Regions from separate parts of the Mus musculus genome. Here region 2 is linked to region 1. Evidence: chromatin contacts called from ENCODE Hi-C or POLR2A ChIA-PET data. All regions are on one chromosome and are shown on one strand. Each heading gives the region's core, a stretch centred on a gene start or an enhancer-like site at or near the end of the contact. The rest is flanking DNA. Distances are from core to core; before and after follow the strand shown.

Evidence for each region. A loop is a pair of places that touch in the nucleus more often than their neighbours do. ChIA-PET counts read pairs that join two places held with the same protein, here RNA polymerase II (POLR2A).
Region 2: a loop to region 1 is called in a map of heart, with 2.0 times the contacts of the local background. The contact joins two enhancer-like sites. A Hi-C loop is called at or near these places in 1 of 37 maps with a recorded cell type or tissue (heart). POLR2A ChIA-PET finds 5 or more read pairs at or near these places in 2 of 5 experiments (Patski and embryonic stem cell).

Annotation. Positions count from the first base shown.
Region 1 is chr7:71,467,981-71,472,284 of GRCm38, reverse strand. No RefSeq gene overlaps it. Among named protein-coding and RNA genes, the nearest start is that of Gm36260, 90 kb to the right of the region's middle. Within about 2 kb of position 1,709, at least 1 of the 3 ENCODE cell types and tissues checked has a DNase peak (open chromatin) inside an H3K27ac peak, as active enhancers do; it is heart, where a contact is called at or near this core.
Region 2 is chr7:71,529,292-71,533,595 of GRCm38, reverse strand. No RefSeq gene overlaps it. Among named protein-coding and RNA genes, the nearest start is that of Gm36260, 150 kb to the right of the region's middle. Within about 2 kb of position 1,980, at least 1 of the 3 ENCODE cell types and tissues checked has a DNase peak (open chromatin) inside an H3K27ac peak, as active enhancers do; it is heart, where a contact is called at or near this core.

The DNA of each region.
Region 1 (4,304 bases), core at 460-2,959:
AGCTGGCGCTGAGGCTGTGCCTTGCTCTTGTCCAGCAATGCTTGTAGCATCTTCTAAGTGACTATTTGCTTTGAAGGAGCCTCTTGTTTATCTTCTCCTCTGACACAAAAAGGCTGTGCTAACTGCAGTAAATCTCCCTCGGTCTGGAAGACTTCTTAGGAGTCTGGCTTTTCCTCCCAACGCTTGTTGGCTTCTCCCGTGCCTGGTCCCCACTCCAGCCTGTGCTGCATGTATTTTTGTTCTCGGCATTTTTTTTTTATTTCTAAAATGACTATACCAAGAAATCTCATAAGATGTATGGAAACTTCTGTTTCCACTGAGCCTGCAGCGCGTGGGCTGGCAAGGTGTCAGGGGAAATGGCCTGGCCGGTTCTGCTGCCCAGCTGAAGAAAATGTAATAAACAGCGGGGCTTCTGTCTGTAGCTGTCAGGACACAGGCCCCAGCTTCTCCCTTTTAATGGCAATAAATAAATGACGGAAGTTTTAGGCACCGCACTAGTGAATTGGTGGCGAAGCCTCGGGCTTTTATCTCCCTGACCTCTGTTTGAACTCAACCTTGGTTCCTAAGTGCAGGGCAGACAAAGTGGGGTGGGAGGAAGGTTCCTTATCGACATGAACACCCCTTCCAGCACAACATAAAGAAATATGATGCCCTGTGTGTTTGCCTGTGACTTCGGGGTGACAGGGGCTAAGGGAAGATTTGTTGAAACCAGGCCCAACAGAGCTAAATGCCAGCTGTTATTTCTCCACCGGTCCACTGGGGTGGGACTCTAATAGAGAACACACTGATTTCAATAGTGTTTGTTTCCCAGGTACTGGCTATTGTAGGGCAATATGCATATACCACTGGGGCCAAGACGCTTTAAAATTTTAAATGGTTTCAGGATTTGGGGGGGGAAATATTTCCACCTTACACAAATTCTAGCCAACAGTTAATACTTAATAAGCCACAGATATATTCATCACAGTGTCTAGTTTTTGTGCATCATTTCATTTACCCCTTACAAGTTCATGAAGAGCTTGCTAATTTTTCCTAATGTTGTCTATGAGGAAGCTGAGGTTTAAAGAAGCTATGTAAATTATCTAAGGTTTTGGAAAATAGTGATGTCAGAATAAAAATCCCAATCTGTTTAAATTGTGGCACATCCCTGGAGAAAGCTCTTAGTGAGTAAATCCAATACATGATGCTCATGCCTCCTGTTCAATACCCCCCCCCCCCCCACACACACACACACACACGTAGCCTGACTTTCTGTTTATGACTGTGGAGACAACGGGTCTGCCTGAATTTGTGATTATTTATTGTATCCAAGAAGTCTAGGTCCTCTTCTGAAGGGAGAAAATGGCAGTAATGTTAACCAATATCTTTCTCTTGTGGTAGCTTTTACATGATCAGAAAAAAAGCAAGATTCAGGAAGTAATGGTTTTTATCTATTTATCTATGTAATTATTTGTTCATTTCTCTGTGTTAAATGCATGTGCATGTAACAGCATGCCCATAGAGGTCAGAGAACAGCTTTTCAACTTGGTTCTAGTTTTCCATCACTTTGAAGCAGGGTCTTTCTGCTGCAGTGCATAGCCCAGGGTAGCTCCTGTCTATTCCCCATTCCCATCCTCCCATCTCCCTGCAGCAGGGCTGGGATTACAGATGTAAACCATCACTTCCAGCTTTCTACGTGGCCTCCAGGGACCGTGCTTGTTCAGCAATCACTTTCTCCTGCTGAGCTGTCTCCCTGGATTTAGATGTTTTGTGAAGACAGGTGTTCATCATGCCTCCTGCTAAATTCTAGGCACCTTGTCAAGGGAGAATTTCCAGTATAACCAGGGGGACAAATTGAGTTTTAAAACAAGGCAGTTCCTGGTAGAGTTCCAGACTGGAGCAAGGCAATGGCAGAGCTTATGATTGTTTTTGTGGTGTTTACTATGAACAAGAAATGCTGGTTTGTGGGGTAGGGCACACTTCAGTGTCAGGAACCTGATTGCTGGTTTAATCATCAAGACCTAGCGAGTATTTTTAAGCTTTTGTATCTTTGCTTTATTTTATATCAAGGGAAGGCCTGAGATTTCAGAGAATTTAATCTCATGTTCCTGGCTCCTCTCCTAAGGGTCAAGGTAGACCATCAAGGTCGGCCCACTGTTACAGGCTGCGGATGCGTGTGTGCTGCCTGATTAAAAGCAGCAAAGATGCTTCAGTTAAGCTGCTGTCCACAAAGGCACAGAAACCTCTACCCTAAGGACTCTTTAGGAAAGGAAACATGTTCCAGGATAGCCAGGGATCTCTGCACCCAGTGGGAATACTGAGCCTTCCTGTGACCCCAGCCCAGCCTTATGGGGATAACCTTTTTTTTTTTAACTCTATTATCTGATAGTTCAGGTCTGACTCTCCTCTACCCCCCCCACCCCCTCCCCCTCCCCTCCAAGACCTTGTCTGACTAATTCCATCAGCTGTGAAGACATGAGCTGGAAAGGGAAGTGTCTTGCTTGAAAGCCAAGCCGACTTCAGTTCTGCCTCTACAGGACCTTGCATTGGTGTTTGTCCTTTTGTCCTTTGCCAGGATTTCTACATTCATAAATCCCAATGCTCTCATTTCTCACAGGGCATGGAGACATTGAACTTACAGCTATCTTACCAGATGATGTGAATAATCTTGCTTGCAGTAGGTACAATTTAAAGGCACTGCCCTTACCCTTTGTGGGCCAATACTGAAGGATTACTTTTTCTTGTCTATCATGTTCTACATTTCTGCCACAAAGAAGATCCAAAATATTTATTTTCTTACACCAGAAATCAAGCACTTAACATGCACACAGCTAATGAACAAGATTCTTCTAAGTCCCATCTCAGCCCAGTGTTCATTTCCAAACCCAACACTCATTTTATTATCTTGCTTCCTTAGGCTTGCGTTTAAATGGTGTACTAATTAATCTACCACTTCACTGGGAGATAAAAATAAAAGATCAGTTGCTCTCTTACTGTATGGAAGTGTTAATTCACAGTTCTTTTTCTTCCTACAGTAATAAAATATATGATTAGGAATTAGAGAGATGGCCCAATAGTGAAGAGCAGTTGCTGCTCTTCCAGAGGACCCCAGTTTGCTTTCTAGCCCACATTGAGGACCATATGACTGCCTGTAACGCCAACTCTAGAGGACTCAACGATCTCTTTTAGCTTCAGCAGGCACATGTACACACACGTGCATTCATATTTACACTGTCTGTCACACATGTACACATATTATCTTAAGATAAAATAAAATAAGGATATGATCAATTTTTTAAATATTTTTTATTACATATTTTCCTCAATTACATTTCCAATGCTATCCCAAAAGTCCCCCATACCCTCCCCCCCCACTTCCCTACCCACCCATTCAATTTTAAGGAAACATTTACTTTAAAAGATTTTGCTGCATAATGGGCAAGTGAGATAATGGCACTGAGAATTTAGAAGTATCTATGTGTGTGGAAACATGCATTTTGAGGCGATGTATATCACCATTCCATATGACAAGGTGGAGATCTGTTATGCCAGATTGCTCTGAGTGAGTAAATCAGGACTTTGAGGTAAGTCTAATGAGTGAGATGTGTCGGAAACACAAACTCAGTGTACCAATGTCACCTAGACAAACCCAAACAACCTTAATTTACTTCTTTTCCCAGACTTTGGAGGAACAATGTAGACTGTAACTTATTATTGGAAATACTGTGGATGTCTAATAAAAATATCTCAATTGCGGGCATTCTTACTTCAAGAGTTAGATTTTTAGTTTTAGTTTGACATACTCGTCCATTTTCCTGCCATTATACCTTCATGTTTGTTTGGGTTTTTTTTTTTTTTTTTTTTTGAAAACCCATTTGGAGTTTTTAAGTAACATTTGAAATTCTCCCCTCTAATTTTAAAGAGAAAGAACACATAAAGGTCACGGAGTGGCTGAGGAGAATCAAGACTGCTTACTGACTACTGTGAAAATCAGAGCTGAGGTTTCATAGTAGGAAACAAATGAGGGTGTTCATTCTAAATGATGGGCATCCCTGTCAGTAGCCAAAAGCCCAAGAATATCTCCCACGCTGTGCCACGTCAGCACCAGGGTAACCCAGTAAACAGGGTCCTTTGAACCTTTTCACACTGAGTTGTTGTCAAAAAGCTACACGTGTCAAGGGTAGCAAGCAGGTCCAGGCCAGCACTGTCACAAGCATGGAACATCTTTCCAATTTCTGATCTGTTGAGAGGTAGATTATAGAATATGCTAGAAATCCTGACGCTTCACCTCCAGGGCACAATGTCACTTGCTGCTTCACCCAGAG
Region 2 (4,304 bases), core at 731-3,230, 61 kb before region 1:
CAGCCATTACGCTCAGCAATATTAATCACTTTACAGTCACTATTTCCACTGAAAGTGGCCTGTTTGAGTCAAAATAATGGTTCCGGTGGCATAGTTGTGCCCACTATTGAAATCAGGCGTGTCTGGAGTGTGACATGGCATCTGTCTTGCAGCTGTCTGAGGCACTACAAATAGATGGGGCCCCCTACTAGAAAAGCAACTTCTTCAGCTGAAATTTCAAGTGAATGTTCAAGGGAAGTAGCACATGGCTTCCTAGCTTGGAACCCCGCCAGAATCATTAGTGTTAATGACCATCCTGCAGTGGTGGAACAAGCCGTGGGTGCCTTAACGATCATCCTGACTTCCCATCTGAAAGACGTCATCTCTGACAGCTGAGGGTCTGCAGCTTCTAGCCCAGCACATGAGGAATTTGCAGTGTGGTAAATCACTGCAGTGCTGTGAGCTCTTTGCAAGGGTGGCTGTGATACTTCTGGTGTGGAAGAACAAAGACCTTGATCTGCTAATGCCCCCAACTTAGTTTTATGCCAAAGCCATTTCCACGCTATCAGTAAATTTGTGCTTAGGGAGTGCTTACTAAGTTTAATATTGGCTTAAGAAGAGCATAATTAGAAAGGTAAATCTGCTGAGGAGGTAATCGAGTCATATCTTCCACATGTGGGTCTCTGTGTGTGTCAGTTCTAACCTTACACTTCCCATTATGTGCGTTTGTTTAAGACAATGATAAGCACCCAGTAGTATTACAATGAAAAACTCAGGAGTCTATCCTATATCCACGAGATTAGAAATATACTTATAGTCTATCCAATGTGTTTATAGACACCCCAAACTTGTTCTAGATTAAACTAAGGCATAATTTTCAAACAGATATACTTACAAATATACACATATATATTTACATTTATATTACTTTTCATGACCTTATTAGTTATGTAAGTCTTTGAAGAAAAGTAAAACATTAGAAAAATTCATACTTAAGTGCGCTGATAACTATCAGTAATTGTCCATGAACAACATTATAGAGCTAGGATTTTGATACATTCCCTTGTCCTTTATGTGCACGACTACAAGTTCATTTACTTTTATATTAAACAATTTAGTTTACTGTGTGTGCAGTGTGTGTAATGTAAATCACACATGTGTTTGCAGTAATAATACAATGTTGCCTTTTATTACTCTGTGCTTTTGCTTCCTGGTGCTACCAAAATTGGAGTCTCTTTTTTCCTGAGGAATAAGGGAAATATTTTCCAGAACAAATCCAGTACATACATTAAATTAAATTAAATGTTTAATATAAAAGCTAATTAGCACGTTGTATCTTTAAGAAAAGTCCACTAAACCAATTTAGTCTTGGGTCAACATAATTTATCAAGAAGAGGCATCCTGGACTAAAACTGCTATAAAATGCTTTGTTCTCCTTAGTAAAGAACATTCATTTATATCCCTGCTTATTCAATATCATTTCTTCTGTGTTTGCATTATAAAGCAGATATGCCTGGAAACCTTATTTAAAACTTTAGGAAAAGAAGTGAAGAAAAGTATGGCGATATTAATGTGTTTCATTAATTGCAGGGGCTGTAACCTCATTTGCTCAATTGCCCTGGGGATACAGTTACTGCTTCACATGAAGAGAGAATGGTAAATTGGGAAGCAAGAGTCTTTATGTTGAAAGCAGAAGTTGGAGGCAGAGGCAGAAAGTCATGTTCCAAAGAAAGCCGAGGCCCTGCTTTGCCCATTTAAAGCTGAGCTAAAGGCAGCACAAGGGCGGAATGCGAGGCAACGGGAAACAGCTGTAAAGTCCTGGGAAAAGAGAGGCCAAGTTAAAATGGAATTTCTGATAACCACATCAGCATTATCTTTCCCAGGGGCAATTGCCAAAACTGTGTTTGTTTATGGTTACTTGAAGATAAAGAAGAAACGTTGGACTGAGGGAGAAAGACTCCAAGTCCCTGAGAAACGAAAGTGTTTAGGATTCTCTTGCACAGCTTGGAATGCATGTCAGACAAGCCTGCCTAGGGGGTATTTCCTGCCTAATTTTTGCAGTCCTGCTGGGCAATGGCCCCCAAAAGCATGACTATTAAATTGCACCATGCATTGGCAGGACTTCTTTCTGAGTTTTGAGGTGGGGTTGGCACTCACAAATGAAGGTTGTTGAAGGAGACTCACATGCGCACTACAACATCTTTAAAATGAAGCCGCGGTCCTCAGGGCAAGTGTCTCCAGACCAGCCTGGTAGCTTTGGCAAAACATTGACAGCACTCGGTTTATGAGCTTGTAGTTCATTCCCTTGTGAGTTGTAAAGTTTCCAGAACTTTCTGTTGTATTATTTTATAGAGTTCCACAAAGAAAAAATAACGACAAACTCATGTTTGTGGTATATGGGATTTTCCATCATCTGGCTATTGCTACAATCACTTGCTATGCTTTCCCCAAGCCTGTCTCATGAAGCAACCATTCTAACTTGGGGCTGGTGGTGTGGCAACAGTAGTGGTGATGGTGGCCGTGTGGTGTGCTATTACTAAACGCTGCTCTGAGATGCTCAGATGATACAAATCTCTGTAACTCTTTCACTGAGCAAAGATTTTACATCTCCACTCGGGCCCACAAAAGCAAACAATTGCTTGTCAAATACCTATCCAGTGCTTGGGGGTTAAAGGGTCTCCTTTCTATACTTCCTTTGAAAATGTCACATAGTGCCTGATTCACTTTCATGGAGGCTATGTGTAGTAAGATGGATGTTCATTCCTTTGACTTTCAAAGTAAATGATCAGAACAATGTGGAAATGTGTGTGGAGTGGAGTTGAGCTTCACAAAGAAGTGGAGAATCCTTCCCTGTTAACAAACTTCTCTTGAATGTGTTCAGTAGTAGTAAGTAATAACCATTCTCTTGCCTACAGGATGCTGGACAAAGTAGAAAAGCTCACATGTAGATTTTGATCAGAGATTATCCTAAGTCAGGGGAAGAGCGATTCATTTTTCTAGGTTTCTTGGAAATATGTAGAAGGTGGGTTTTGAGAGGTGGAGACTAAGGACAGAGAATTTGGGGTAAGGAAAAAAAAACTAGAATAGGAGAAAATATAGATGGGTCACAGAATTTGTAGCTAAGGGCAGCAGGTTATAAGGGGATAGGGTAACAGGAATAAGGCTCAGGAAAGAGGGAGTCACTGAGCCATGAATCTTCCCAAGCGTAGTTGGAAAACTACAATGGTGTACAGTGCTACTGAAGATGAGCAAGGCAGAACTCATGGATGGGTAAAATGGGAATATTTGTTTTTTCTTTATCTGTCTGTGCCTGGCTTCTTTCACTTGGCAGAATGTCCTCCAATCTATCCCTGAAGTACTAAGTCTCAGGACATTCGGTTATGCCTTCAAAGCATGCTGGTAAAAACTCCGGTCAATTTCACATCTTCTAGATAGTGGTTGTCCTACCATCGATGTGGAATTAAGTGTACCTCTTTGACATACTGATTTTGATTTGAAACTTGCTATAAAATGACAATTATACACTTATCACATACTAGCATCAGAGTCACAGAATTCCCATCTATGATGTAGCGTCTACAAAACTCTACTGTAGAGTTGTGAGCTAAGGCAAACAATCCTTTAGTTGTGGTGTGCAAACATTGCTGACCTCACACATCCTTGGATGGCATAAGGGCCTCATACATTTCTGAGCCACAGTGTGAAAAATCACTCACAGAAGATGAGAGCTCCAAGAGGGGGGAAAAATTTGCAACTTAGCTCAAAGTAGAGACAATTTTTACTATTTCTGTAATGAAATGTAGCAACACATATTGCCAAAAGCCTGCTTCACAGCTTATCAAATATTTCAAAAGCCTGCCATGAGCTGAGTGCCTGCGACTTTCATTCATATTCTTCAGTCTTTTCCAAACACACAGTCGCCAATGTGATAGAAGGGGGTGGGGCCCTAGGGATTTATGAGTGGCATTAGTGGTCTTCTAAGATATTCCAAAAAATGTCCTTGTCTATGCTTTCCCATGAGAACACAAGGAGAGGGTGTCTTCTATGAGCAAGGAAGTAGACATCAGATACAAAGACAAATAGTTCCTTCATTTTAGACTTTCCAATGAAGACTGGAAGTCATAAATTTGTGTTGTTTATAAGTCACCCAGTCTTCAGCATTTTGTTATATCATCCTAACTGGGCAATAACATATCTTTGTAACATGTGATTGAATATCTGTATTCTACAGATGACAGATTATAAAGTTTCAGGTAACTTATTGAGGGATACATTGCAATTACTGGCAGATCTGGAATCCATACCATATCTGCCATATTTTACAT